Linked DNA regions of Homo sapiens: regions 2 and 3 are each linked to region 1. A link is an interaction called in ENCODE POLR2A ChIA-PET data of the cell type or tissue named here. Cell type or tissue: PC-9. All regions are shown on one strand. Links, peaks and the distances in the headings refer to the core of each region. The heading gives the core; the rest is flanking DNA.

Region 1 (10,320 bases), core at 1,824-6,823:
AAAAGAAAAAAATGCACTTCAAGTTATGCCCTTCCAAATTTTTTCCTATGCATTTATATATGTGTGTGCATGCAAAGAGATACAGTTTTGCTCTGTATTTCAAAAATTCACTTAGAGGAATAGTTTAATTTCTAAGGTAAACTTTATTTGAAAAAAGGGCCCGCAGTATTTTACTTTAACCAGATACTGAGACTGAGTTTCACGGGATGTGAGGAAATGCCAGAATCAGGGCTTGATCATGCTTATTGTAGATGGCCCTTTCCCCTCAGAAATGGGAGAGAAATTCGACTGTAGGAAGAGAAATGGAAGGATGATCAGAAGTGCCTCTGCTTTTGATGGTTCAAAAGAATGTACCAACCAGACAATGATCGGTAAAGAAGATATGCTGAACAAGTTGTGTAACAGTCTAGTACGGTTTGGTATAGTGTTGGGTAAGAAGTGTTACTTGTTTAAGGTATTGAGTCCCATTTTGGCTGGTGTTTTTAGTCTTTTTTAAAATGTTTCGTCTTATTGGCAAGCTTCTCTCTCTTTCTTGCAACACTTGAGAGTTTCTTGAGTTCTCAGCGGCTACCTTTGGCATCTACTGCTAGGTTTGGGAAAATTTATGTAAACTATCTCCAAGGATTTCAATTCTTTTTTTTCTTTTTTTTTCTTTTTTGAGATGGAGTCTTCCTTAGTCGCACAGGCTGGAGTGCAGTGGCGCGATCTCGGCTCACTGCAACCTGAGCCTCCTGGTTCAAGTGATTCTCCTGCCTCAGCCTCCCAGTAGCTGGGCTTACAGGTGCCTGCCACCACGCCCGGCTAATTTTTTTGAATTTTTAGTAGAGATGGGGTTTCACAACGTTGGCCAGGCTAGTCTCGAACCCCTGACCTCAAATGATTAACCCACCTCGGCCTCCCAAAGTGCTGGGATTACAGGCGTGAACCACCAAGCCCCGCCAGGATTTCAGTTCTTTGGAAAGGCTTAGCAGTGCTTTCCTTGGTACCTTGCTAGCTTTTTCTTCTTCTTCTTCTTCTTCTTCTTTTTTTTTTTTTTTTTGAGACAAAGTCTCACTCTGTCGCCCAGGCTGGAGTGCAGTGGCGTGATCTCGGCTCACTGCAAGCTCCACCTCCCGGGTTCCATGCCATTCTCCTGCCTCAGCCTCCCGAGTAGCTTGGACTACAGGCGCCCGCCCCCATGCCTGACTAATTTTTTTGTATTTTTAGTAGAGACAGGGTTTCACCATGTTAGCCAGGATGGTCTCGATCTCCTGACCTCGTGATCCACCCACCTCGGCCTCTCAAAGTGGCTTTTTCTTCTTTTCAATACATTTAGGTCTTGTTTCAATCTACATATGGCTTTTTAACATATCAACATATGAGGGTTTATGCTGTGTGTGTCAGATACAAAAATGTTATAGAGATGGCTCCTACTCCTAAGGAATGAATATCTTAGTTCAGGAGACAGGAAAAACAATAAACTCTTAGTTACTTTAAGTTAATAAATGTGAAAGAGTGATACAGATAATAAGTGATTTAACAGTTCTGAGGAGAGAGAATTGTGGACCGGGCTGTCAGCATGGGGTGGTCACAGAGGTAGACCTTAAAGGGTAAGTTAAATTAGGTTTGAACAGGAAGTAGAACGCCCAGGCAAGAGAAGTGATAAGCATGAAGACAGCAAAGCAGAAGTTTGAAGTAGAACATTTGTATAGATGTGAAAGCTCCAAAGTAGACTAGGCTCTGGAGAATGTTGATACTGTAGGCATGGGAGCCACAAGAGGTTTCTGAGGATAGAAGCAAAATTATGGAAATGAGGAAAATAGTAATCTGGTACTTTTCTGATAAATTGTGAATGAGAGAGAAGGGAATGAGAGATATTAGGAGCCAATACATGAAACAACAAAAATAAAAGTAAGAAGTGGCCGGGCACGGTGGCTCACGCATGTAATCCCAGCACTTTGGGAGGCCAAGGCGGGCAGATCACGAGGTCAGGAGATCGAGACCATCCTGGCTAACACGGTGAAACCCCGTCTCTACTTAAAAAAAAAAAATACGAATAATTAGCCGGGCGTGGTGGCTGGAGCCTGTAGTCCCAGCTACTCCGGAGGCTGAGGCAGGAGAATGGCGTGAACCCAGGAGGCAGAGCTTGCAGTGAGCTGAGATCACGCCACTGCACTCCAGCCTGAGTGACAGAGCAAGACTCCGTCTCAAAAAAAATAAAATAAAAAGTAAGAAATGCAGGCTGGGTGCCCTGGCTCACGCCTGTAATCCCAACACTTTGGGAGGCCAAGGCGGGCAGATCACTTGAGGTCAGGAGTTCGAGACCAGCCTGGCCAACACGATGAAACCCTGTCTCTACTAAAAATACAAAAATTACCCAGGCGTGGTGATGTGTGCCTGTAATCCCAGCTAGTCGGGAGGCTGAGGCAGGAGGATTGCTTAAGCCCCGGAGTTCCAAGCTGGAGTGAGCCATGATTGTACCGCTGCACTCTAGCTTGGGCAACAGAGCAAGACCCTGTCTCAGAAAAAAAAGCTGGGTGGAAGGAGGCAGATCTTGTTTGGGAGATTTTTAAAAATGGCACATGGTAGGTCCAGCTTTAGAAAGCTCACCTACCTATACTATAGTCTCAGGGAAATTTACTGCTCTGCCTATCCTCTGTCACAGCCACGTGTTTGGGCAGTTGAGAAGTTAATCAGCCCATACAGACTGGCCAGCAACCTATGTCCTGGTATAAGAAGATGGTCTGGGCCAATCAGTTCTCACTCTTAGGAATCTGAATTTGGAAACCTAGAAAGAGTAAGTCATTATGCAGCAAGGGCAGAAGCTGAATGTATGCCATGGGGTAGAATTAGCGATTTGAAGCCTTGAGAGAGAGTAGAAAGTATAAAGAATCTGATTAGGAAGAGAACATTAGGATGCACTCAGTGGCTCACGCCTGTAAGCCCAGCATTTCGGGAGGCTGAGGCGAGCACATCACTTGAGGCCAGGAGTTCGAGACCAGCCTGGCCAACATGGCGAAACCCCGTATCTATAAAGTAAAATAAAATAAACTTTTAAAGGAAAGAAAAGAACATTAAGCAGACATGCAGCAATATGTGGGTATGTCACAACATAACCCATATGGCCATGGGGGAGATGGGGAGAATCTCCAGAGTAACCTGACTTCCGATAAACTTTTAGGAGAGGTTCAGTTGACATTTATTCCATAAGTAAATTTTGCTTTTCTTGAAACAGAATAGGGCAGTAATAAAGAGCGTGGGCTCTGAAGTCAGAGAAATGAAGGTTCAAAAACCTGTTCCATTTCTTGTTCAGGGTAAGTCACTTAAGCTGTCTAAGCATCAGTTTCCTCTTTTAGGAAAGCCACCTGGTGCTGGCTTAATGAGATAATGTTTCAGCAGTGGTGTACTATATACTTACTCATAGAAAACACAAAATAGGCCAGGCGCAACGGCTCACACCTGCAATCCCAGCACTGTGGGAGGCTGAGACAGGAGAATTGCTTGAGCCCAGGAGTTTGAGAACAGCCTAGGCAACACAGTGAGACCCAGTCTCTACAAAAAAAATTTTTAAATTACCCAGGCGTGGTGGTGCATACCTGTAGTCCCAGCTACTTGGGAGGCTGAGGTGGGAGGATTGCTTGAACCTCGGAGGTTGAGGTTGAGGCTGCAGTGAACTCTGATGCCACTGAATTCCACCCTAGGCAACAAAGCAAGACTCTGTCTCAAAAAGAAAAGAAAAACAAAACACAAAATAATAACTGGTTAAAGACCGTTAATGATTTCTGGGTCTTGTGCTTTTTTACCTCCTTCCTCATCTCTTTAGGCCCTTTTCCTACTCACTAGCTACATCACTCTGGGTAAATACAGGAGGAATGAGAAGAAAGCTAAATTTCATTTTTAAAAAAATCTCTCTTCTTACTACTTTTGTGAAGGTCTGAGTGGGAAGGAATTTAAAACTAATAATCCAAAAGAGGTTTCAGGATGATCTACTTGTTTCATGTTCATATTACCTTTTTTTTCCCTTAGCTCAGGTAAAATTAATGCTTTAAATGTGTGGAAATTTTAACTTTTGGGGTGTTTTCACATCTATACTCATACAAGCTACCTTTGTTATGGCTTTCACAGCATTTTATAGCTCTTTGTGAGTTCTGTTCTTTTTTTTTTTTTTACAACCCTGGGAAGTAATTTCATATCATTTTCTTCATTAATAGATAAAAGCTAAATGAAGCACAGTGAGTGAACATGATTAGCTTACTTGTGGAAAACAAATGTCAGACACATGGCCAAAGCTTACAGGTCCTGAGTTTCCAGATTGTTGCATAAACCACTGAGTCACAATGATTCTATACCTGGTGTGATTTAAGTGAAACTGCAGGTGAAGGTTGAAATCATTCCTGAGAGTCTCCCACAATGGCATTTCTAATATTAACCTGTCATTTCATTCTGCATTCCTCAGTCCTCTCCATACTCTGAAACTATATTTAAGATAGACTTTTGGGTGGGAGGTTATGAGAGAGTGAATGAGAAGCTAGGGAAATTCTTGTTTATCCTGGTATCCTATTTATTCCTTCTTTCTAGCCATAGTCACAGCAAATGTTGACCATTTTTTAATCTGAGTTTTTTGTTGAAATGTGTCATCTAATAAATAGGAAACTGGCAGTAAGGGAGCATAACTTTTTAGTTTCCTACGGTAACATAAAATTTTCAGAAGACACATAAAAATGAAGAGAAGTTTGGAAGGGATGAAATCTCTCTAATATTCAATGTGTATTTCAAAGCTTAATATGTCAGAGCTTTTTCATATATCACATCCTGTTTATCCTTATAACTCTACCCTTAAGTAGGTAGGTCAGGTATTATTTTATATATATATATATATATATTTTTTTTTTTTTTTTTTTGAGAAGGAGTCTCTCTTTGTCCCCAGGCTGGAGTACAGTAGTATAATCTTGGCTCACTGTAACCTCCACCTCCAGGGTTCAAGTGATTCTCCTGCCTCAGCCTCCCAAGTAGCTGGGATTATAGGTGTGCACTGCCATGCCTGGCTAATTTTTTTTTCTTTTCTTTTTTTGGTAGAGACGGGGTTTCAGCATGTTGGCCAGGCTGGTCTCTAACTCCTGACCTTAGGTGATCCACCTGCCTCAACTTCCCGAAGTGTTGGGATTACAGGCATGAGCCACCGCACCCGACCCTATATTCTTTATATATGCATTAGAATACTAGTAAGGATAATAATGCATAACTTTAGAGAAATTAAATTATTTGCCCAAGATCACATAGATGGCAGAACTAGAACTAAAACCCAGATAATTCTCCACTCAATGAAAACTTAAGAGTGTTACACAACAAAGGCTACATACAGTAATAATTAATGCTAACTGCAAGAGAATACAGTCATTAAATCCACCCTGTTCTCTGACCTTTCTATCTCATACTTCTTATGCTGTTTCATTTAACATTCAAAGAAAAATTAAAATTTTATAAATAACTTCAAAGTCAAATACTACCTGACCATCTAATTAGTCGTTTTTCAACATGATGACATTTGGTTTCTGTATTCAAGAATGGATCATTAACAAGGCTTATGAAATATAATTGTGCCATATAAAATTCATTCACTTTATTGATTGAGGTCAGGCCAAACTATCAGCAAAACAAAACAAGCAAAAAATCCCTTTTCTTCAGTGACCACTAATAATTTTAGATTAAAAAAAATGTGCTTCCACTTATTTGAGGTATCTAAAGTAGTTAAACTCATAGAAACAAAATAGAATGGTGGTTACCAGGGGTTGGGGGCAGAAGGGAAAAGGGGAGTTTAATGGGCATAGATTTTCAGATTTGCAAGATAAAAACGTTCTGGAGATCTGTTTCACAACAATGTGAATCAATACAGGTATACTTAATACTAGTAAACTATACACTTAAAAATGGTTAAGATGGCAAATGTATGTGTTTTTCACCACAATATAAATAAATAAAATATATAGTTTGAGATGATAAAAAATGGTTAGTGGTGATGGTTGCACAACAATGTGAATGTACTTAATGTTACTGAGCTATACACTTAAAAATGGTTAAAATGATAAATTTTATGTTAGATATATTGTACTGCAGTTAAAAAAGTATATTTAAAGTTCCATGATTTTATATTTTTATCATATTCACTATTCTGTGAAAATCTTGCACTTCATGTTTCTGTGTTGGCAACTAGAAAGCAGAGATTTCTTTCAACTCTGTTATTTAGCCTATAGTCAAACAAATAATTGGTGTCGTTAGCAGCTATACAAGTCTAAACTAAAATCTATAGAGGGAAATTTCATTTCCAAGAATTGCTGTAATATTATGCAAAAATCTTCTAATGCCCATAGAATTCTAGAAGGCACCTAATGTGCATATTATATGTCATCATTTGATGGTTACCTTACCTTGTCAGTGAATATCACATTTCTTTTATTTATTTATTTATTTTGAGATGGAGTCTCACTCTGTCACCCAGGCTGGAGTGCAGTGGCATGATCTCGGCTCACTGCAAGCTCTGCCTCCCGGGTTCACGCCATTCTCCTGCCTCAGCCTCCCGAGTAGCTGGGACTACAGGCGCCTGCCGATTTTTTAGTTATATTCAAGTTCATTCAGTAGTTGAAACTTTGGTTTTTGTTTTGTTTTAAGACAGGGTCTCTCACTCTGTCACCCAGGTTGGAATGCAGTGACACAGTCATGGCTCACTGCAGCCTTGACCTCTGGGACTCAAGTGATCCACCCACCTCAGCCTCCCGAGTATCCAAGACCACAGGCACACGCCACCACACCCAGCTAATTTTTGTATTTTTTGTAGAGAGTTTCGCCACGTTGCCTAGGCTGGCTTCAAACTCCTGAGCTCAAGCAATCTGCCTGCCTTGGCCTCCCAAAGTGCTGAGATGACAGGCATGAGCCACTGCACCTGGCTCAGTAGTTGAAAATTTGTTAAAAGGTATTTACTGTTAATAGCTAGTTACGATTAGTCTTAGTTTTCAATTAGCAAGCATTTTATGGTTTTAAAATTGTTTTTAATTTCCATTTAATATGCTCTACCAGTTACTTTTTAAAAGTATACTTTTAAAATAGTTTATTTTAAACTTTAGGGCATATCCTTTTTTTTTTTTTTTTCAAAGAAATTAACTATGTAATTTATCAAGGCAATCATCAACTGCCCTTTCCTTGTCAATTTTTAAATAGTTCCATTATTTCAAAATTCTGGTGAAATATTTATTTATATCTTTCTTCAGTAGTAAGTTGTCTCCTAGAGATATTTCATTTCTTTTTCTAGCTGAATGTTTGGTATTTAATATTTCTTCAGTAGATTTCAATTTGCTATCTTTCTGTAGTTCTCACTGAGTGATCTTTCTGTTGTGTTACATGAATACTATTTTTAAGTATATTCATAATATTTCACAAATCCAGTATCATGTGTCATACAGATGAGTCTAGGCAGTGGTTTTATTTCTAATGAGCAATTTGTGAGACATACTATTAATCATGCAATACCTTTAACAGTTGAACTTTTTAATTGTGGGTTTGTGTGTGCGAGGGAGATATTTATGATTTCTACTAAAGCCCTCAAAGCTGCTCAGACAGCCCTTTTGTCCATTTTTGGTCAGCTCCCATGGCTTTATCACTCGCTTCAAGCCCTACACCCTGCTTCTTCATTCTTAGAAAAATGGAGTTATCAAGTTTTAACTCAGTTTCTCCTTTCCAAGTGAAATTGGGAAATCACAAATTTACCCCTATAACTTACTCATTTCTCTCCACTATTAGGATTCTGTTGACCCTCTCTACCCTTTTATGTCTCTTCCTACTCTTGCTGTACAAATATCTCCTCTCCTTTATTGTCAGTCTTTTCCCCTTCAGTGACTCTCCTTATCCTACAAAATGCTCAAGACTCCCACAAACTACTGCCCATCTCATGCAACCCACAACAGTCTGACTACTGGCACATATCTCCTAAAGGACTTCCTACTTGCCAAATCTCATGACCTCTTAGTGTACATCCTTCTTAACCCTTGTGCAGCATTTGACCCTTTTCAGTGAATACCATTCCTTCTTGAAATTCTCCCTTTCCTTAGTTTGTTTTAATTGAAGTGAAATTTATATAATATGTAATTAATCATTTTAAAGTTAACAATTCAGTGGCATTTAGTACATTCACAATATTGTGCAACTACCACATCTATCTAGTTCTAAGACATTTTCGTGTCCCCAAAAGAAAGCCCTATTCCCATTAAACAGTTACTCCCTACTCCTTCCTCCCCTAACATCCTGGCAATCACCAATCTGCATTCTGTCTATATGGATTTACCTATTCTGTATATTTCATATAAAAATGGAATCATATATAATAGTATGTGGCCTCTTGTGTCTGGCTTCTTTCACTTGCATAATGTTTTGTTTCAAATCTTAATATTTTCATATTTGCCTCAGATTTTCAGTAAGAAAACAGTATGGATAGAGTTGAGATGCCTATAGAGTCCTTCCTTTCTCTCCCCAGAAATAACCATTATCTTGTATTTAGAATTTTTATTGTTCCAGTGCATGTATAACTTTATGCTGAGTAGTATCTTGCCTTTAAAAAAATTCTGGTAAAATCACATAACAAAATTTACTATCTTAACCATTTTTAAGTGTTCATTAGTGTTAAATATATTTGCATTGTTGTGCAACAGATCTCCAGAAACTTTTCATCTTGCAAAACTGAATATGTATACTCATTAAACAATGTTCCTTGATTTCCCTGTCCTTCTAGCTCCCAGTAACTACCATTCTACTTTGTTTCTATGAATATAACTATTTTAGATACCTCATACAGGTGGGCTCACATTTATTTGTCTTTTTGTGACTGGCTAATTTCATTTAGTGTAATGTCTTGAAGGTTCATCCATGTTATAGCGTATGAAAGGATTTTCTGCCTTTTTAAAGCTGAATAATATTGCATTATAAGTATATACTACATTTTGTTTATTCTTTCATCCATTGATGGACTTTTGGGCAGTGTTCACTTTTGAGGAGTTGTGAATAGTGTTCCTATGATCATGGTTTTCTGTGGAGAACCAAACTGTTTTCTACAGAAGCTGCATTTTACATTCTCACCAGAAATTGTACAAGGGTTCTAATTTATTCTCATCCTTGCCAACACTTGTTATTTTCCTTTAAAAAATTTTTGGCCATCCTACTGGGTACGAAGTGGTACCTCATTATGGTTTTGATATGCATTTTCCTAATGATTAATGATGTTGAGCATCTTTTGATGTGCTTCTTGGCTATTTGTATATCTTTGGAGGAATGTCTACTCAGCCCTTTGCCTATTTCTCTCTTTCTTTCCTCCTGTAACACTTTATACATTTAACACAATATTTTAGTCCTTACATTGCCTTATACTGGTTTGTTTATATATCTAGGTTATGAGCTCCTTAATGTAGAGATCTATCCCTGTAGCTAATAAATCTCTCCCAAGTTCATAGTAAAAGTCTGGTACATAGTAATACTCAAAAAATACTAAATCTCAGAACTTGCATTTAATTTTTTTTTTTTTTTTTTTTTTTGAGACAGGGTCATACTCTGCCAGCCAGGCTGGAGTGCAGTAATGCGATCTTGGCTCACCTCAGCCTCAACCTCCCAAGCTCAGGCAATCCTCCAGCCTCAACCTCCCAAGTAGTTGAGACTATAGGCACATGCCACCAAGCCCAGCTAATTTTTTGTGTATTTTTGTAGAGACAGGGTTTCATCATGTTGCCCAGGCTGGCCTCGAACTCCTAGGCTCAAGTAATCCAACTGCCTCAGCCTCCCAAAGTGCTGGGATTACAAGTGTGAGCCACTGTGCCTGGCCACAATTTCTACATATATTTTCAGTGAACAAAATAGCTAAAGTAAAATACACTAATTATAAAAAAAAAAAGAAAAAGAAAAACTTTTAAAGAATGTGAAGGCCAGGCATGGTGGCTCACGCCTGTAATTTCAGCACTTTGGGAGGCTGAGGCATGCGGATCGCTTGAGTCTAGGAGTTCGAGACCAGCCTGGGCAACATGGTGAAACCCCATATCTACAAAAAATTAGCTGGGCTTGGTGGCATGCGCCCATAGTCCAGCTACTTGGGAGGCTGCGGTAGGAGGATCGCCTGAGCCTGGGGAGGTTGAGTCTGTGGTGAGCCTTGATCACGCCACTGCACTCCAGCCTGGGCAACAGAGTGAGACCCTGTCTCAAAACAACAACAACAACAACAACAACAAAACAAAACTTTTTGTTATGGAAAATGTCAAATGTGTAAAAGTAAAGAGAATCGTAAAATGAACACCCTTTGATAATTATCGATAC
Region 2 (10,271 bases), core at 1,885-6,884, 1.6 Mb after region 1:
TTGTCCCCAGAGAAAACTATTTATATTTAATCTTATAAACACATTTAATATTTACTTAATGCTAGTCATATCAGGATCTCTGTCAAGCTTATGAGCCACCTGTCACATTTTCATAGAACCAGACAGAGAGGCATTTAGGATCTGCTCTGACAGATTCTGGAAGGACTTGTCCCACAGAGTCATGAGGCAGCAGACAGTCAGGGCCCCACTGGAACCAGTCAGGAGTGCCATGGTGACACAGGAGCTCCCCTAGCTGTCTAGCTGTTATCCATCACAAGGCAGCAGCCAAGAAACTCGCGCTCCCTGTCCCTCACCCTCCTCCCTTCTAACTCCCCAAGTGACCGGTCCCCTCATTTTCCAGAAGAGATCTAATGCCCATGATGTGAAGTCCTTCTCAACGCAGACTCAAGCTGATTGCATAACTCATGGCAGTTTCTATTAATAAATCGACGACGCTGGGAGTGAGGTTAGCGGTACATCTGCACCTACGTAATCACCGCAAGAGAATTCTGATGGACGGGCCATTCCCCACACAGCAGACAGGGGGATGCTTTAAAAAGTAAGTCAGATCGTCCGGGCACGGTGGCCCATGCCTGTAATCCCAGCACTTTGGGAGGCCAAGGCGGGTGGATCACGAGGTCAGGAGATCGAGACCATCCTGGCTAACACAGTGAAACCCCGTCTCTACTTAAAAAAAAAAAATACAAGAAATTAGCCAGGCGTGGTGGCAGGCACCTGTAGTCCCAGAAACAGGAGGAGGGAGGTGAGGTGGGAGAATGGTGTGAACCCGGAAGGCAGAGCTTGCAGTGAGCTGACATTGTGCCACTGCACTCCAGCCTGGGCGACAGAGCGAGATTCCATCTCAAAAAAAAAAAAAAGTAAGTCAGGTCATGTCCCCTCCCTGATCAAAACCCTGAGATGGGCTGGGCACGGTGGCTCACACCTGTAATCCCAGCACTTTGGGAGGCCGAGGCAGGTGGATCACCTGAGGTCAGGCGTTTGAGACCAGCCTGGCCAACATGGTGAAACCCTGTCTCTACTAAAAATACAAAAATCAGCCGGATGCAGTGGCGCATGCCTGTAATCCCAGCTACTCAGGAGGCTGAGGCTGGAGAATCATTTGAACCCAGGAAGCGGAGGTTGCAGTGAGCTGAGATCACACCACTGCACTCCAGACTCCAGCCTGGAGTGCTGGAGAACAGAGTGAGACTCCATCTCAAACAACAACAACAACAACAACAAACCCTGAGATGTCTTCACATCATACTTCGTACAAAAACCTAAAGTGGCCAGGCACAGTGGCTCACGCCTGTAATCCCATCACTTTGGGAGGCCGAGGCGGGTGGATCACGAGGTCAGGAGTTCAAGACCAGCCTGGCCAACACAGCGAAACTCCATCTCTACTAAAAATACAGAAATTAGCCAGGCATGGTGACGCGTGCCTGTAGTCCCAGCTACTTGGGGAGGCTGAGGCAGGAGAATCGCTTGAACCTGGGAGGCAGAGGTTGTAGTGAGCTGAGATCACGCCACTGCACTCCAGCCTGGGTGACAGAGTGAGACTCCGTCTCAAAAACAACAACAACAACAACAACAACAACAACAAAGCCCTGAAGTCCTTACACAGCTCATAAGGCCCATACGATCCGGCCCTCAGAACCCACTCCCACCACCCACATTTCTTACTACGCTCCCCTTCCTCACACCTTGCAGGTCACGCTGGCCTCCTTCTGTTTCAGGGACTTTGCACATGGCCATCTCATTATTTGCAAAATTCACTCCCTCATTTAAGTTTCTGCTCAGATGTCACCATCTCAGAGAAACTTTGCCTGAGAACAGAATCTACAACTGCCCCCTGGCCACAATCCCCACCCTCTGACCCCTCACAACTGAGCTTATCCCCACCTCACATTATATTATACATTACCCCACCACTGGCTCTCTCCCTGACTAGAGGGTCACCCCACAAGGGCAGGGACTTGGCTTAGTTCACAGACTGGCATATAATGAGCATTTATGTCGATTTGTTGAATAAATAAACATGTGAATAGAAGGCAAGAACCTTCCGATTTTCGGGTACCTGGATTGGCAGTGCTTGGCATACAGACTATGGAATGCCTTTATAATCTGAAAACCACACTGCAACTCCATCAGGACAGTCTGTGAGGCTGACTCTATTCCCTCCTCTTCATGCTGCCTGTCTCTAACACCTGCACTCACAGCTTCTTTCAGCCTCTTCCCGGAGTTCACAGTCAGGACCACACAGTCTCACGCCTGTAAGGAAACTAACACGCAAAACGAAGGAAACGAACAGGAGCTGCTCCTTGAGGCTGTGACTGACTTCCTGCAGCCAACAGGGGTGGGGCTTGGCCCTGAGTGCCCCCCAGCCCCGACCAGCACACTGGGCACTCCCAGCGCTCAGCCTGGAGGCTCCACAGAACAAGAATGTTCCCAGCAGCTTTGACTCTGAAATATCAAACTACTTCTGAGAGAAGACAGGTGCGGTGGGAAGGACCCAGCCATCACTTTATCCAAGGCCCTGAGCTACAGATGAGGCCACACGGGGTAAGCACCTCACTCGGGCAAAACGAGAAACAGGCCCAGCTTCCCACCGGGCTGTGCTCACCGCCCTCTACTTAGGACATGGGTCTCTCTCTCACTCGGTGTGAGCTCCTTGAGGGAAGAACAGCATCTCAGGCACCTCTGTGTCTGGCATGCGGTGCGAAAGGAAGGCCTCTCAAGGAGGTTAAGCTTGGAGGAATCCCAGGATCCAAGCAGTGTGCCTGGGGGCTGAGGCCACAAATGAGCCCCTGGGTTAAGAAACTTAACCGTTTTCCCCTTGACGCGCACACAGACACACACCCATCTCTCCAGCCCCACCCTGAGCCACTCTCCAGCTTGCACCTCTGCGGTCCTGCCCCAGAGCCTGACAGGTGTCTGAGATGCTCCTCCTCTCGAAGCTTCGTACTCATTCTTCAGACCTCAGCTCCACCATCCCCTCCCCAGCACACACTTCCTTGGCGCAGAATCCAGGGCGCAATAACTACTCAAGGGAATGAAGGGAATCGGTGAATGCATTATGACACGTGCAACACAAAATGTGCAGAAATCAAAAACATTTAAGCGCAAAGATTTAAAACACACATTGGGGCCGGCCGTGGTGGCTAACGCCTGTAATCACAGCACTTTGGGAGGCTGAGGCAGGCATATCACTTGAGGTCAGGAGTTTGAGGCCAGCCTGGCCAACATGGTGAAACCCCGTCTCTACTAAAAATACAAAAATTAGCTGGGCGTGGTGCTGCGAGCAGGTCATGGTGGCAGACACCTGTAATCCCAGCTATTTGGGAGGCTGAGGCAGGAGAATCGCTTGAACCCGGGAGGCGGAGGTTGCAGTGAGCCAAGATCGTGCCACTTGCACTCCAGCCTGGGCAACAGAGCAAGACTGTCTCAATCAATCAATCAATTAACAAATAAAACACACATTGGGCTTCCAGTGTACCTGTCTGGACAGATCCCAAATGTCCTTCGTTTGTGGAGTCCCTGGTATCTCAGCAAATTTTTAATGGTATCCGTAGGCCAAAAAAAAATGCCTAACAGTTCCACGTATAGTTAGGTCTGAACAACCACTGCAAACCCAGCTTCGCAAAGATGTAAAATCCTAAGAAGGAATGCAGCAAGGATCTCACGTTGGAACCGTGAACTGTCCCAAGCTAGCACTTCGCATGGAGTTCAACAGACTTGAGCGTCCGCCGCATTGAGAATGATCACTTGTGAGTTTGCTGCAGTGCCCTGGCACAGTTTGGGAGCCACCTCTGCTATGCCAAATACTCTGATGGGAAAACTCTGGCGGTCTTGACTGACAACTCTCTTCCGGGTCAGGCAGTCCCTACAATCGCTCCGAGGAGGTTCTGGAAGCCTGTGTGAGCCTTCTGCCCTGAAAGAGTCTTTAATCTCTGAGTTTCTTCTTTATACCTTCAGCAAAAGGAACAAGAGACAAGGCAGAGCTCATGGGGCCAAACACAGTATCAATCCAAACAGCAAACAAGAACTAGACCAGGCTCTTGCCACAGCCCCGCCACACCAGCTGGCTGGGACCCCAGACACACCCCTTACCAACAGAAGGCTTTCATGTTCTCATCTGTAAAATTAGGTACAGAGCTGGGTGCAGTGGCTCATGCCTTTAATCTCAGCACTTTGGGAGGCCAAGGCGGGCAGATTACTTGAGCTCAGGAGTTTGAGACCAACCTGGGTAACATGGCAAAACCCCACTTCTACCACAAAATACAAAAGTTAGCCAGGTGTGACGGTGCGCACCTGTAGTCCCAGCTATGTGGCAGGCCGAGGTAGGAGGATCACCTGAGCCCAGGAGGTTGAGGTTGCGGTGAGCCATAATCACACCACTACACTGTAGTCTAGGCAACAGAGTGAGGTCCTGTCTCAAGAAAAAATTAGGCACAGAAAAAGGCACATGTCAGAATACCAGCCAACTAGATCTCCCCAACTCTAAATAGAGCAGACCTGACTTTTATTATAAATTAGGTCTCTACATGTTTTCATTATTATAAAATACAACATACAGAGAAGGGTAAAAACTATGCATGTATAGCTTGACCACGATTCCCTGTCAATTTCGGTAGCTGGCTGGTTCCCACCAAGGTAGCAATCAAGGGCAACAGCTCCAGTCCCTCCCACACACCACTGAGCAAGATGGACAAATAAATCAGGGAGCACACAGGCTGGGGGGCACTGGCAGGAGCCTCACCAGCTTCTGAAAGGGAGAATGACGCAAGAACACAAGGGCTCTCTGAGGCCAACCATTTGCAACACTGGAACAGGTTATCTTCCAGGAAGTATTTGCAGTTTTGCATTTACTGTTTGCAACTTCTGGTCCGTAAAAAAGATTGAGCAACCAACTCAGCACTGATATTGGGGTGAGTCAGACACCCCAATCAAAGCAGTAACAAGAAAGGAAAGAATAAAACTTGTAATTTAGTCAACCCTTTAGCTGTCACTGTCATGTCAGGGCCACCTAGACAAGGCTCTGGCACCAGGGGCTGCACCTTCTGGCTGCAGGGGGAGCGGGGTCATTCAGGTTCACAAGCCCCTCTGCCAAGGTTTAGTGGCTTCAAGATGAGGGAAAACCCTCATGGAACCATACCCTACTGTTGCCTGACAGCGCAACCCACAGGGACTGAGAGGTACTCGGGGAACACTACACTCTCCAAGGTGACCTGTTAAAAAGCAGTGTCCAAGAGTGACTCAGACAGATCGCTCCACAGCCACAATAGCCAGAGTACCCAGGAAGTTTATTATCTGTACTGAGATGTTGGTGCAGATTTCTTTGTGTTTACCTTCTGTGGGGTTCACTCAGTTTCTTGAATCTGTAGATTTATGTCTTTTGCAAAATATAGCAACTTTTCTTTTCTTTTCTTTTTTGTTTTAGGAGACAAGGTCTTGCTCTATCACCCAGGCTGGAGGCATAGTGGTGCAATCACTGTTCACTGAAGCCTCAACTTTCTGGGCTTGAGGGATCCTCCGGGCTCAAGGGATCCTCCTGCCTCAGGCCTCCTGAGTAGGTGGGACTACAGGTGTGCCTCACCACACCTGGCTAATTTTTGTATTTTTAGTAGAGACAGGGTTTTGCCACATTGCCCAGTCTGGTAATGAACTCCTGAGATTCTGCCCACCTCTGTCTCCCAAAGTGCTGGGATTATAGGAGTGAGCCACCGTGCCCGGCCGCCATTATTTTTTAAATAACTTTTCAGCCTCACTCTCTTTCTCTTCTTCTCCTGGGACTTGGGTGACATGAAAGTCAGATCTTTTGTTATTAGTCCCACAAAATCCTGAGGCTCTGTTCATTTGTTTTGTTTTGGTTTTCAGTCTATTTTCTGTTGTTTAGGTTAGGTGATTTCTACTGCTCTAACTTCAAGTTCATGGATTCTCTCTTCTGTCTCCTCCATTTTGCTGTGGAGTCATCCATTCAGTTTCCTATTTTGACTATTGTATATTTCGGTTCTAAGACATCTGTTTCATTCTTCTCTATATCTTAATTCCAACATCTGTGTCATCCTGATGCTGGTGTCTGTTGACTCTCTTTTCTCATTCAAGTTGAGAGTTTTGTGGTTCTTGGTATAGTGATTGATTTTTATTGTATTCTGGGCATTCTGGGTACTTTAAGATCCTGAATCTTATTTAAGCCTATTTTATTTTTGAGACAGAGTCTGTCTCTATTGCCCAGGCTGGAGTGCAATTGTGTGATCTCAGTGCACTGCAATCTCTGCCTCCCAGGTTCAACTGATTCTCATGCCTCAGCCACCAGAGTAGCTGTGATTACAGGCGTGTGCCACCACGCCTGGCTAATTTATTTTTTTGTATTTTTAGTAAAGACAGGGTCTCACCATGTTGCTGGGGCTGGTCTCAAACTCCTGGCCTCAAGTGATCCACCCACCTTGGCCTCCCAAAGTGTTGGGATTACAGGTGTAAGCCATTGCACCCAGCCTTTTTTGATTTTATTAAATATTGTCTGTCACCTGCTTATAGGGAAGGAAGGTATCAGTTCATTGCTGTCAGGCGAGATTCAGTCTCCCTCCTGGGCCTCTGCTGACAAACCCTAGCTTGGAGAGGGAAGACAGCACATGATCTCCACTGACACATGGGGTGGGGCTCCCTGGTTCCGCCAGGTGGTGATGAAGTCCTGACTCACACTGGGCCTCCTCTAATGTCACTCCCAAGGAGAGCACGTTTCCTTGCTTCCTTGAAGAGTCGAGGTTTCCTTGGCTATTTTTTTTTTAAGTTGATAATTCTCCCTTTTGCAAATTTCCCTTAAAAGATGTTGCAGGTATGAAATAAGACTGAGCCACAGGAGACGCGCAGCCCTTTGGACTTTCCTGCAATTTCTATAGCATTCGCTCATATCTTGGAAGCATTTACAGGGAAGCCACCAAGAGGGTTTAAGAATGCAATTCCTTGGCTCTTGATGAATCTAAAGACGTTACCAATACTTTTCAGTTGTTGTTTACTTGGGGAGTCAATACCAAGTTTGAAGAATTAGCATGAAACAACTACAAATAAGAGCATTTTCAAAGAAGTTGAGAAAAGTTTAGTACAATCTGAAATGGAATCCACTAAGATGTGTTATAATGAATGTGGGGGGCAGAAAAAGGCTTAGTTGGAGCCTATGGTTGTTCACTATATTATTCACCAGCAGATATTATGCAAAAAATTTGAATCTATTATATGTGATCGAACAAGGGAATGTCAACAGTATCTGCTCTCATGGACTTAACCTAAGTTGGTCTTAAGGATTTTTGTCAAAAATAGAAGCTGAATATCCTAACTGGCCTACCATACAGCAGTTCAGCAGCTTAGCAGTGGTAAAGTCTGGTGTGACTATTTTGAGCTCAGAGTGAATATTAAATCTTTTCTGAACAAGAATAACTGAAAAGTACTGCCCTCTTAGTCTAAAAATAAAAATAAAAAATAAAAAAAGAGAGGGCCGGGCACGGTGGCTCATGCCTGTAAACCCAGCATTTTGGGAAGCCGAGGCAGGCGGATCACAAGGTGAGGAGATCGAGACCATCCTGGCTAACACGGTGAAACCCCATCTCTACTAAAAATACAAAAAATTAGCTGGGTGTGGTGCCACGTGCCTGTAGTCCCAGCTACTCAGGAGGCTGAGGCAGAAGAAACACTTGAACCTGGGAGGTGGAGGTTGTAATGAGCCGAGATCATGCCACTGCACTCCAGCCTGGGTGACAGAGCAAGACTCCATCTCAATAAAAAAAAAAAAAGAAAAAGAAAAAAGAAAGAACTGCCCTCAACCACTATTACCAAATACTAAATCGCTTTGGAAATTAGCTTTTGCTGCAGACTTGATGTTTCTTAATGAGGCCAATCTAAAATTATAAGGCAAAACAGCAGTTATATGCAAAACTTATATTGCGGTAAAGTCATTTCAATGAAATTAACATTGTATGAATCACAAGTAATGTCAACCTGCGCCATACAATTCCTAGACTGTCAAGGTTAGAACAAGTGAAAAACCTTTGCACATTTTTTTGAGCTCAAACCTTGAGCTCAAAAAAAACAAAAACTTTGAGCTGCTAGTTCTAGCCCTAGCAGCGTTTTTCAGATCTTGATCTAAGTATGAAGGAAATTCCCATATTTTAAAATCCATTTAACTGTACAATTGAGCAGCTCTCATCTAACCTTCAATTGGAAGTGGCTGATCTGCAATGCAATAATGCAAAAAGGCAAATATCAAGAGGGGAATCTAAAAAAAAAAATCTATAAATGCTGTCTTCCAATGATTAAAATGCCCCATCAAAATTTATGCTCCCTGACCAATATAACTTGGCAGTACCTATTTGTGTGAAAAGATATTTTCAAAGATGTCACCTATACAATCTCATTACAGATGAGCACTGACACGGGGATATTTGCAACAGATTTTGATGTTTGGGAACACTAATTCAGAACCCCAATGAAACAAAATTGTTTTCTGTTTTTTGTTTTTTTGAGACTGGGTCTTGCTTTGTCACCCAGACTGCAGTGCAGTGGCACAATCGCAGCTCACTCCAGCCTCAGCCTTCTGGGCTCAAGTGATCCTCCCACCTCAGTCTCCACAGTAGTTGGGACTACAGGTGTATACTACCCACCATGCCCAGCTAACTTTTTAAATATTTTTTTGTAGAGACAGGGGTTAGCCATGTTGCCCAGGCTGGTCTCAAACTCCTGGACTCAAGCGATCCTCCCACCTCAGCCTCCAAGAGTGCTGGGATTAGAGGCGTGAGTCATGGCACCTGGCCCAAAATTGTTATCCCTACAAAAATCATTCCATTCTTCTTATTAACAAACCTGTATTAAAAACTTGCACTCAACTGTTATTAGTTATTACTCGAATTTCTTTTAAAAATATATATTTCAAATTATAGAGACAGGGTCTGGCTAAGTTGCCCAGGCTGGTCTCAAACACCTGGGCTCAAGCAATTCTCCCGCCTTGGCCTCCCAAAGTGCTGGGATTACAGGTGTGAACCACCGCAACCAGCCTTATTTGAATTTCATCAACAAAAAACATGGAAACTTGTTGCCTCTCATTATATATAACATCCTAGATTTTACTTCTTGGCATGCAAAGCCTAAAAAATATTTATTACCTGGCCTCTGACAAGAAATAAGTTATTAGCGCCTACTCTAGATAACTGAAGTGCACCTAGTTACCGGAGCTCTGTACTGACTGGGCAGTACAGATGCCGGAGGCTCTGGTTGTGGGAGTCTGAACGGGTTACTTGACCTCCCAGGACTCAGGTTTCTTCTCCACAAAGCAATATGGAGCTGGTCACCAAGGATCATCCTCAGCTCTAAAATTCTACACAGCTAGAGAAATACTTCCGGAATACGTGAACCATGTCCATGCTGTCTCGAGTCCACGCACGGTTCCTTTTGTAGACTACTCGGCCATCGTGTCATTGTACAACATACTTAGGGCCTAAAGAGGCAGGAGAGGTTGCTTGCACACAGAGGGAACCCAGGCTGTGGGATCTCAGGTTCCTGCATCTTTTTGGTCTGTTTGCTTGTTTTGAGAGACACAGTCTCACTCTGTTACCCAGGGTGGAAAGCAGTAGCATAGTTCACTGCACCCTCATACTCCTGGCCTCAAGCCATCCTCCCACCTTAGCCTCCCAAGTAGCTGAGACTATAGGTATGCACCACCTCACCGAGCTAATTTTTTAAAAACTTTTATTTCTGTAGAGATGGGGTCTCGCTTGGTTGCCCAGGCTGGTCTCAAACTCCTGGGCTCAAGCGATCCTCGCACCTTGGCCTCCCAAAGTCCTGGGATTCCAGGTGTAAGCCAGCACACCCGGCCCCTGCATCTTTGTTGTTGATAGTGTTTGTCTTTTCTTGAGGCAGGATGACCCTCACCATTATGAGAGTGCCTACGTTTTTTCTTTTTTCTTTTTTGAGATGGAGTCTTGCTCTGTCGTCCAGGCTGGAGTACAGTGGCGCAATCTCAGCTGACAGCAAGCTCCGCCTCCTGGGTTCACGCCATTCTCCTTCCTTAGCCTCCTGAGTAGCTGGGACTACAGGCGCCTGCCACCACACCCGGCTAATTTTTTGTGTTTTTAGTAGAGATGGGGTTTCACCATATTAGCCAGGATGGTCTCGATCTCCTGACTTCGTGATCCACCTGCCTCAGCCTCCCAAAGTGCTGGTATTACAGGTGTGAGCCACTGCACCCGGCCACGAGAGTGCCTACGTTTTTTTTCAAAAGTCTC
Region 3 (10,320 bases), core at 2,062-7,061, 430 kb before region 1:
CAGTGTTCTGAAGTCTAGAAGTTTGGGATCATTTATATAGACAAAGTTTAGGGGAGCTTAACAGAATTTCTACATCTTTCTATAGAAGGTTTAATGCATAATTCAATGATCTAATTAGCTGAGGTGGTCTTTCTTTCTCTTAAAAGGTATATTTAATATTCCACACTGAAGATGTAACAGTCATGGGGGTGTTTTGCTCCACCTGGTCTGATTTAGGTATAGGACAATAAAAGAGGCAGTTAACCTATAACGAAGATTAGGGACTAGAAGAGGCAGAAGTCTGGTCTCTGGTCTTTCCTAGTCATTTACAGAACAAGAACAATAAGGAAGAAAGTTAATCTATAATCTAAGAAGCAGAAGGGGCAAATATGCTACGTTACTCTGTCTCTAGGACTTAACTTCCCCTGGGCATAGTAAGTTTGGAGGGTCCTTAAATTTTATTTTCTTTTACACATTCTACAAAATTTTGTATCTTAAGCCAATAATTCTCAGGGTGGTGACAAATGGTTAAGTGGAACAAATTTTACAAGTCACTTGGGGAATACTTTCTTGAAAGTGTATCTGTACCACCTCTCTGAAATTATATATATACACAGGTCTCTGCCCCCAGTCGCTGGCACAGAGCTCCTAAAGCTCTTGTAATTTCCTGAATGACAAGGGTGCTAGGAGAATCTTTTCTTCTAATATTTGGTCTTTGACTCTAGTTCCTGTCACGCAGTTCCTAATAGCTTTGTAAATTCCAGGTAATAGGAATGTCTTTTACTGCAAGGAGGCAAATCTTGGTGGGCTCCTAAATGAGCGCCAGTCACCAGAAGAACCAAACCATGATTATAAACTTGGAACTTTCAGTTCCACCTTCCCTCCAGAGAGGCTGGAAGTGGAGTTTATTAATCATGCCTATGTGATTTGAAGTCTCCATAAAAATCCCTCAACCATGGGATTTGGAGGGTTTCTGGGTTGCACAACACATGGAGCCTCCTGGAGTGTGGCACACTCTGGACAGGGCATGAAAGCTCCACACTCTTTCGCCCATACCTTGCCTATGCATCTCCTCCATCATCTGTATCCTTTATAATAAACCTGTAAAAGTTAAATGTTTCTCTAGCAAATTAACTGAACCCAAGAAGAGGGTCGTAGGAACCCTGATGGGGAGGCAGATCACAACCTGGGTCTTGTGCCTGGCATCTGAAGTGGGGGCAGTCTGGTGGGAATGAGCCCTCAACCTGTGGGATCTGACATTCTTTTGGGTGTAGTGTTAGAGCTGAGTTAAATTCTAAAACACCCAGTTGGTGTCTGCCAGAGAATCTGGTATCAGAAGTGTTATGCTGAATGGTGTGAGAGTAGAAAAAAACACTTGGGTTTTTCCCATCCCTAATGGCCTTTTAGATTCCCCAGGCAGTAAGTACTTTGGGGAGCCAGTGCTACTGTTAAGCATTTGTGGTGTCTTTTTGTATAGGCTTGGCAGAAAAAAAGTTGAGAATTATGTTCTAAGTGATACAGCAAACAATTAAGAAGTGCCAGTCATATTGCTATTTTGAAGTATGAAGGGAGATTCATTAAAAGAGCCATTTGTAAGCTTAAAGTAAGTTTGAAAGTGCACTTGAATTAATAGTCCTAGATTAATTTAAGCCCAGTGAACACTTGGACCAATCAGATAACAGAAATATTAGAATGTTTAACCATCCTACTGTTGATCATAATCTCTCATGCTAAATTCATGTGGCAAAATCATTTGTTTAAAAACACCACTATCGGCTGGGCACAGTGGCTCACGCCTATAAGCCCAGCACTTTGGGAGGCCGAGGCAGGCAGATCATGAGATCAGGAGTTTGAGACCAGTCTGGCCAACATAGAGAAACCCCATCTCTACTAAAAACACAAAAAATTAGCAGGGCGTGGTGGTGGGCGCCTGTAATCCCAGCTACTCAGGAGGCTGAGGCAGGAGAATGGTGTGAACCTGGGAGGCAGAGGTTGCAGTAAGCCAAGATTGTGCCATTGCACTCCAGCCCAGGTGACAGTGTGAGACTCCGTCTCAAAACAAACAAACAAACCAAAAAAACCACTATCTTTTCACAATGAGCTTTAATATTTCAGGCCACAGCCAGTTTGCTGTATTCAAAAACAAAGAAGCAAACAAACATTAATGATATAATATCATTTTGGTGATGAAAAACCTGTGTATTATTCTTTCATGTTCTAAGAATCATAACAAAATCTAAAATGTTGGAAAGTTATAAAAAATTTATTTTCACTCCCCCCAAATCTAACTAAATTTTATGTTAAGTAAACACAAAATTACCATAGAAATGTATATGACCTGAAAATTAAAAAAAAAAACACCGTCAGTCACAGAATGTTTTATTTTAAACTTACTGTAAAACTTTCAAATACAACACATGTGGCAAAGAAACAACAGTTCACACACAACATCTGCCACAATTCTCTTTGAACTGCCATTTCTATATTATGTGATATTTTACAATTTCTTTCAATTTCTTACATTCATGGTATTCTTAAAGGCAGCAATGTCAATTTTTCTGCTTTGAAAATAGTTCAGTTAATGTTCTGAAATTGCTTAACATGACATTTTCCTTTTAGTATTCTACTGCTGCCCACACTGACATAATTCAACATATTATTTATAAACTGTTGAGAGGTATACTGTACTTAATAAATCAACTCCCAACTCTAAGTTAACCTCAATCTAAAACAAGCATTTTCTTAAACCAGTATACTCAGCTACTTTTCTCAAAAATATTTCCATTCTGAAATAAGATTTTTTGTGAGATACAATAGTTTCATCTTTTATTCCTAACAGAACTCATGCCGTACTTTTTTTCTCAAAATATATTTGATATATTCTGTGCAAAATGTTAAGTTCTGTATAGGCATGTACCTTATATTGAAAAAGTTTATAAAACATAATTCCTAAAAACAACCTCAACATTAGACAATAGAGGAAGGAAAAACATCAGACAAAGCCTAAGTTTTCACATGAGAAACTAAGTATGTTCTTAAAGCTCCAGTATTACATTCCTTGAAAAAACTCAGAATGCACTTTGGTCATTATTAAACATATTTGAACATAGGCAAATAAAATGAAATGCTTTCTGTTGTTTTTCATAGAAAGAAAAAACATACTACACAATGAGGCTGAATTGAGGCTGATCAAAAGGAATGGTAAGAGCAAAGTGATATGACATGGCTCTGTTCTCCACACATTCCTGATTTTAAGATTATGATTTAGGGATTAGAACTGCACCAATCAAATAAATTATTTACAATTAATCGTCTTAAAGTTCTTAAAATATGGTAAAAATATGAGGATATTCCACATGATACACTTTGCACCAAGAAAATTCTAGATTGTTTCAAATAAATTTTTAGAAACCAGATGCCCAGTTTAAAAAAAATTGCAAAAACTGTTTCATGTTTCATGTAATTTCTAAAATACTCGATTGTACAAATATAACAACTTAAAATCAAGGCCCAATGTAAGACACTATCATATTTGCCCGATTTACCTAACACACCAACATGATAAGTTCTCATTGGACACTTGGCAAATTATTTGTTGGGGAGGTTAAAAGCATCTAAAATAGCCCTTATATAATGGGGGTGGGGTGGGGAGAATGCACCAGATAAGTTTAGAGGATAGAATTTGCAAGCTGAAGCTGTCTTTTCTGAAAATTTGGATACAGTTTTACAACTAGCAATTAGAGAAATATTTTATTGGTTCTTAGCCTTATTCTTCAGTTGTTCATTTCAGTGTGGTATGAATAGCCTACACTAGAGTGTACCATGGGGAGAAAATTATTTACTTGAGTAAACATAATGTACTTTAGTAATATCAGTAGGCACTTCACTTGTGAGATGAGTATATACCTCACTCAAAAGGATACCATATCATGCCCTAGTATACTATAACAGATCCCATATAAAGATACGCATTAAAAGTAACAATTTTAAAAAGTGCACATTTTGAGCATGCACAGTTGGAGCTGTGCAAACAGCCCAGTGTTTCAAATAAATACAAGTATTACTAGTTAATTTTTATCAAAATATCTTACAGTATGGTAACCATTTACAATTATTGCTCTATTACAAGTTTTATCATCAAAGAGCACTTGTTGACCTGTTATATAATACCGTATATATTAATACTGAAGGGTGCTTAAACTGTAACTTAATCAGTTTGGATCCTGGCATTGTTCCAAAATAATTCAAGAGAAACCCTGACTGGATCTTGATTTACCAAAGAAAATGTTTTATGTGTATAGCTGAGTTCAATGCAATATTCCAAAGTTAAAGAATTTTTCCTCAAGTAAGGCAAGTTCACGGCATTGATGGAGAAACGGTGCTGAGCAATGGCTTCTATTTTCACAATTTGTTATTTTGCCAATTATTTATGACCAATTACCAGGATCTCAAGTATCTGGATATCAGTTTCATCACCCTTTCAACAACTAAGTACATCAATGCTTAAAAATAAAAATATAAAGACTAAAATAAATGTAAAAAAAAGTGAACCAGTAAAATAAATATAAGAATTGCACAAGACAGTCTGATGTAAACACTTCAACTCCCTAGCTGAGACTCCTGAAGCAAAGAATCAGTGACAAGCTTTCAGGCAGCTTAGTCAGTACTCTTATTCTGGAAAAGAGGCTACATCTTCTTTTCTTTGAATTGTCATGACTTAATCTTCCATAGCTAGAAAAAAAAAAATAGAAGTGGTGACAAGCCAGTTTTAATATCAAAGCTTAAATTATATCATATAACACCATTTTTAAATTCAAATTTCATTCACAAACAAGTGCAGTTTCTAATATTTTAACTCCTTTATCCTTTTAAGAAGAACTCACCTTAAACACAAACAAAAATGTGAAAATCAGATTTCTATTGCTTTCTCTTGAGAAGTGGCTATATATATATATATATATATATATATATATATACACAGTACTTGTTTAATATGATTATCTTACACCTTCCTAACAGTTAGTTGTGCATATATTGGAAGATGTATGCATTGCTATACAGATAAATAATACAACTTTTGGCCAAAAATAGAAATAAGGCTTTTTTCTTTTTTATCACCTAAATTAAAGCTTTATTAGTAAAAATAAATACTTCTTGCTAGGCGCGGTGGCTCACACCTGCAATCCCAGCACTCTGGGAGGCCAAGGTGGGTGTATCACTTGAGGTCAGGAGTTCGAGACCAGCCTGGCTAACATGGTGAAACACTGTCTCTACTAAAAATACAAAAATTGGCCAGGCGTGGTGGTGCACACCTGTAGTCCCAGCTACTTGGGAGGCTGAGGCAGGAGAAATCCTTGAACCCGGGAGGCAGAGGTTGCAGTGAGCCAAGGTCGCGCAACTGCACACCAGCCTGGGCAACAGAGCAGACTCCATCTCAAAATAAAAAATAAAAAAAACCAAATACTTCTACTTATCCTACACAAGACTTCTATTTATAATAAATACTGTTCCAAGTTAGAAATTCCTGCAGTATTATAAAACATAAATACATATAATTCTTTGAAATTAAATGTGAAATGTTCAATAATTGCAATCTTACCAAAATGACCGCATTACTGTGCATGTGAGGGTAAAATGGGCGCAACAAAAATGCAACAGGAAACTAAGAAATAAAAAGTACTTGCAACCTCTTACCTTTAAATTAAATCCAAGCAAGTCACTGATAACACCAGAAACAGCTGACAGGATAACAACCTGGGTGATGTTATAAAGCAGCGGATTCATTGTAAGCCCATATAATCTAAAAGGACTGTCCAACTCCTAGCAGAAGAGAAAAAAAAGTCAGTCCCAGATTCAAAAAGAATTACTAAGCTAATTCAGAACAATATACAATGAGAATTAAAAAACACTTTCAAAAAAGTTACCAATTATGGATGCTTTTAGAAAGGATAAACTTGGTTAAACTTGAAAGAAGTAAATTTCAATAATAGTTTTAATGGTTTTAAAGGAAAAAGGAACTTCCTTTAAAAGAACTCTGTGACTAAATATGTAACTCCAATTTCTGTCCCTTAAGCTATTATAAAGAGGCTAGAGAACATTTTTTAATATAAGAACTAGACTAGAAACCGAAAGAGAACAATACCTTTCGGTAGAACAATTAGAAATTGGCCAAATTTTCTGACAAGATTATAACATGTAAAAACTCCTCTTTGAGTCAATTCATTTTCAAATACATGTATTAATTAATTGGTTAATTCAAACATTTAAAGTTCTATCATATGCCAAGCCCTGTGCTAGGCTCTGGGAAGTTAAGATTCAGTCCCTGAACTGAAGGACCTTACAGTTTAGTAGACATGCAACAAATAATTAAAATATGAAAGTCCCATTTCAAAGGTACATATAAAAAGCAAATAATGGGGCCATAGAGGAAGGTGCTCCTGAAACTTTGTGGATGGTGGGGAGTAAATATTCTAAAAGACACATGAGAACATGACACATCTGAATTGCTACAGGTTGCTCAGCATTGTTAGGGCCCAAGTACAAGGAAGAAAGATCATTGGGCCAGCAATGTAGAAGAAAGACTAGGGAGCAATGAGATCAGAAGCAAGAATATCTGTAAGGAGTTCAGTGTATCAAAAGCATAAGTGAGAGACAAGGATCTCACATAGGGCCGTACTAATAGAGAAGAGGATGAATTGGAAGATATTTAAAAGACTGAATCAGCGGACTTGAGAATTTCTTGGCTGTAAAGAGAGAGAGAAAGAAGGTACGATCTATGTTAAGTCCCAGATTTCTGACTAGGAGACTATGTATGATCAAAAAGAATCATACTATTATGCTTTGTTATTCTAGTCATTTTTATACTTTGCTCTGAGATTGTGGCTGCTCATTGAGTCTCACCTTTGTAGCCCCTTCCTACACAGTGCCTACACTCTGAAGATAGGCAATATACATGTGTCAAGCAAACACAAAACTATTAATTCAAGATATTTTTTTCCCATTGAGCATTTTGGTCAAAAATGGAGTTTGCCTCTATTATCTTGCTTGTTATTTAAATGTCATCATCTTCCTCAGGATAATTAAAGGGATTTGAAAAAGAAAGCAATCTGTAATTGCTTTTTATTATCCCCCCACCCACTTCTTCTGAACCCTTCAATACTATGTGGTGCATAGTCTATACCCAATTCACACTGTTTAGTTGACTGAAGAATTAACTATAACACTGAAACACAACTAATTTCATACCATTCTCTGAAAACATAAATAACTCTAACAATTATATTCAATTGGTTATAGAAGTTGAAATTTTAAAAAATATTTTCCTTTTAAGAACTAAAAACATAATGAATATTGTAAGCAGTGATAAAAAATGTTTTATTAAATTACCCCCAAAGAGTTACTATGAGATAAAATACATCAAAATTGTATTCCTTTTTGTTATCAAAAATTAAATGTTTATTTATGACACATATTTATTATGATAATTATGTATTATTACTTTTTAAGCTAACTCAGGCCAACCAGAAGACTTCTCTGAGAAATACAAAATAAAAAACTTCCCAAGTAAACAACAAATTTTCTTTTTTGATATCTATTTTAAGGTGTAGGAGGCATACATTTCCAAAGATGCCAACCTCTACAATACTCCAGACATATTATTATTAATATACAATTTCCAAAGAAATTATTTGGATTAGTTCAAGCACTTTTGCAATGAGAAGTAAAATATAAATTGTATGTATGTGCACAAGTATAATTTGGAAACAACTTGGATAATCATGAAAACCACATACAAAGTAATATCTATAAACAAAAAAATAAAATTATGTCAGAACAGCATATTTGACATTATAACCATTTTCAGTTCTATTCTTACCTTTAGCAGTTTAGTAGCCAGTTTTAAAACATTATTCACTAGTGTCAGTTCCTCCTTTTTGTTAGGTTTTTTCTCCATTTTCAAGTAGAGGTTTATCTTTTATAAAAAGAATAGAAATGCTTCAAATTATAATAAATACACATTTTTAAAGGACTTGAAAGATATTCACTCAAGTATCTGGTTATTGAGATTATAGGTGATTTTAATAGTCTTTATACTATATATTCCAAATTTCCTATACTTATTTTATAATAGGAAAATAATAACTGTTTCTCAAACACTTTTGAAATGTAATCAAAAGCCAAAATAAAAAAGACTGGATGGCATTATTTAAAAGGTGAGACACTTTATTATCGGAGCCAAATCAACCTAAAAAATAAATAATAATTAGAATAAACTAAACCAATAGTTTATAATTTTTCTTTCTTTCTTTTTTACTAGAGATGGGGTCTTGCTATGTTGCCCAGGCTGGTATTGAAATCCTGGATTCAAGTGATCCTCTCATCTCAGCCTCCCAAAGTGTTGGGATTATAGGCAGTCACAATGCCTTGTTGTTTTATGATTTATTTGAAAGTCACTCAAAAATATTTGTGTATTTTTATTATCCACTCTATAATAGATAATTTTGGGGTATCCACAGTTCCTTTCTTTGAAAAATGCTCTAACCCCAAGCCAGTGGAAGAAGCAAGCCTAGGCAACTGTGCTTATCCCCATTTGATCTCACCTTTACCCCCAATCTGGCAGCCATCGCTGATTAGGCTGGAATGTACACCCAAACCAAAGCTAGTCAATATACTGACTGGTGAGACTAACATGATATATCTATCAGATATTGTAGGAACATGAACTGAAAAGTTAGTAAAAGTCTAAGCCAGAACTCGTGCTAAGCCAAACCAAAACCGTGTGTAAACCAAAATCATAGGGTAACAAGTCTACAGAAAGGCCACAGAAAGAAAGGTGATTAGAAGGGTGGAAATGAGAAACCATTAGCCTCAGAGCGAGTTGGAGGAAGTGGTTGATTTTGTCCAATTTCATAAGGCTCAAGTATACTTTTTTTTGAGTTGGAGTCTCACTCTGTTGCCTAGGCTGGAGTGCAGTGGCACAATCTCAGCTCACTGCAACCTCCGGGGTTCAAACGATTCTCCTGCCTCAGCCTAACAAGTAGCTGGGATTACAGGCACGCACCACCATACCTGGCTAATTTTTGTATTTTTTGTAGGGATGGGGTTTCACCTTGTTGGCCAGGCTGGTCTTGAACTCCTGACCTCAAGTAATCCACCTGCCTTACCCTCCCAAAGTGCTGAGATTACAGGTATGAGCCACCGTGCCTGGCGGGCTCAAGTATACTTTCTCAGGGATCTTTATCTTTGTGGGTTACTCTCCTGTTTGAGCTCATTTGACAGGTTTATTGATTGTTTAAAATCAAACTATCCCTAACTAAAATATTCATGAGAATAAGTTTCTTTACAAAATTCCTATAAAGTGGCGGGAGGAAAATATTTAACAAATTCATACAAAATAAAATTAACCAATTATACTTTATTCTTTCTACTGAGTAAAAATGTATACTTACTCAAATGCGGCTCTGCTACACTGCAAAGCAAACATGTCCCATTCATAGTTTAAAATACATTAATTTAACAAATGGTACTTCCTTCTTGTCAAATAAAAATGGGACATTAAAAAAGCAGATTGGATTTGAAATATGAGTCAAGGCAGGAACACTGAAGAAAGGCTTGTGTCCTATTAAATTTTACATTTTGCTTTATAGCACAAATGACCTTAATCAAATAGAACACATTCTTGAAAAACATAAAGGAAATGAAAACATTTTAACTTATAGACATTAATTTGTAGCATAATAAGTAGGCACACTCACCTGTTCAGTAAGTAATATTGAGGTATTACTATATTTTTTACTTGTTTCTGATCCAAGGGTAACAAATCTTAGGAGAAAAAGTGTTAACGAGATGCACCAGATTACCAATTCCCAATTGTAGTGACAATCAAGGAAGATCTCGTGTACATGAAGTAGCTAAAAGTATGAAAAAGGTAACATAAAGCAGCAATGTGATTCAAACAATTTCTTTTCAAAAGAAATAAACATAGATTGTTCATAAATTTAGTATTACATTTTAGAAACATTCTACATTAATTATGAAATATTTTAAGCATATCAAAAGTATAGAGTATAAGGTAATTAATATCCATGGGGCCTCTACCCAGTTTTGTCAAATCTTAATATTTTGCAACATCTCTTTCAGATTAAAAAATAATATTACAGATTCAGTTGAAATCACTTTAAACTTTGCCATCTCATTTTTCTTCCCCTTCCCACCCCAGAAGTAATGAATTTTATGTTTATCTTTTCCATAATGGTTTTTATAGTTTAGCTACATATACATCCTTGAACTATATAATTTTTTGTATATTTTAAAATTTATTTTCTAAGCACTTGGGAGTTG

What was found. Peaks named below come from ENCODE experiments on the same cell type or tissue, not always from the same donor. Only the 100,000 strongest peaks of a DNase experiment are listed, where the experiment ranks them.
Region 2: POLR2A ChIA-PET joins it to region 1 with 7 read pairs; 2 of 35 experiments call an interaction of 5 or more read pairs at or near these places.
Region 3: POLR2A ChIA-PET joins it to region 1 with 6 read pairs; 2 of 35 experiments call an interaction of 5 or more read pairs at or near these places.

The regions. Positions count from the first base shown.
Region 1 is chr7:77,522,557-77,532,876 of GRCh38, reverse strand. The region is part of intron 2 of LOC124901681 (a long non-coding RNA gene); the gene reads left to right. Among named protein-coding and RNA genes, the nearest start is that of PTPN12, 9.6 kb to the left of the region's middle. RefSeq lists enhancers at 6,302-6,801, 6,802-7,303. In PC-9, for the core only: no CTCF peak of the experiment used is centred there; a DNase peak (open chromatin) is centred at 4,326; H3K27ac peaks cover 3,831 bases.
Region 2 is chr7:75,940,470-75,950,740 of GRCh38, reverse strand. All of the region lies in intron 1 of POR (cytochrome p450 oxidoreductase), which reads right to left. SNORA14A (small nucleolar RNA, H/ACA box 14A) reads right to left here and starts at 6,958; the gene lies at 6,825-6,958. In PC-9, for the core only: CTCF peaks have their summits at 4,901 and 5,129; DNase peaks (open chromatin) are centred at 4,840, 5,250 and 6,660; H3K27ac peaks cover 3,079 bases.
Region 3 is chr7:77,949,248-77,959,567 of GRCh38, reverse strand. PHTF2 (putative homeodomain transcription factor 2) reads right to left here. Exons shown (of 19, transcript NM_001395272.1): 16 at 9,735-9,890; 17 at 7,856-7,951; 18 at 5,674-5,799; 19 at 2,343-4,710. The coding sequence ends at 4,690. Among named protein-coding and RNA genes, the nearest start is that of DDX3ILA1, 36 kb to the left of the region's middle. In PC-9, for the core only: no CTCF peak of the experiment used is centred there; no DNase peak of the experiment used is centred there.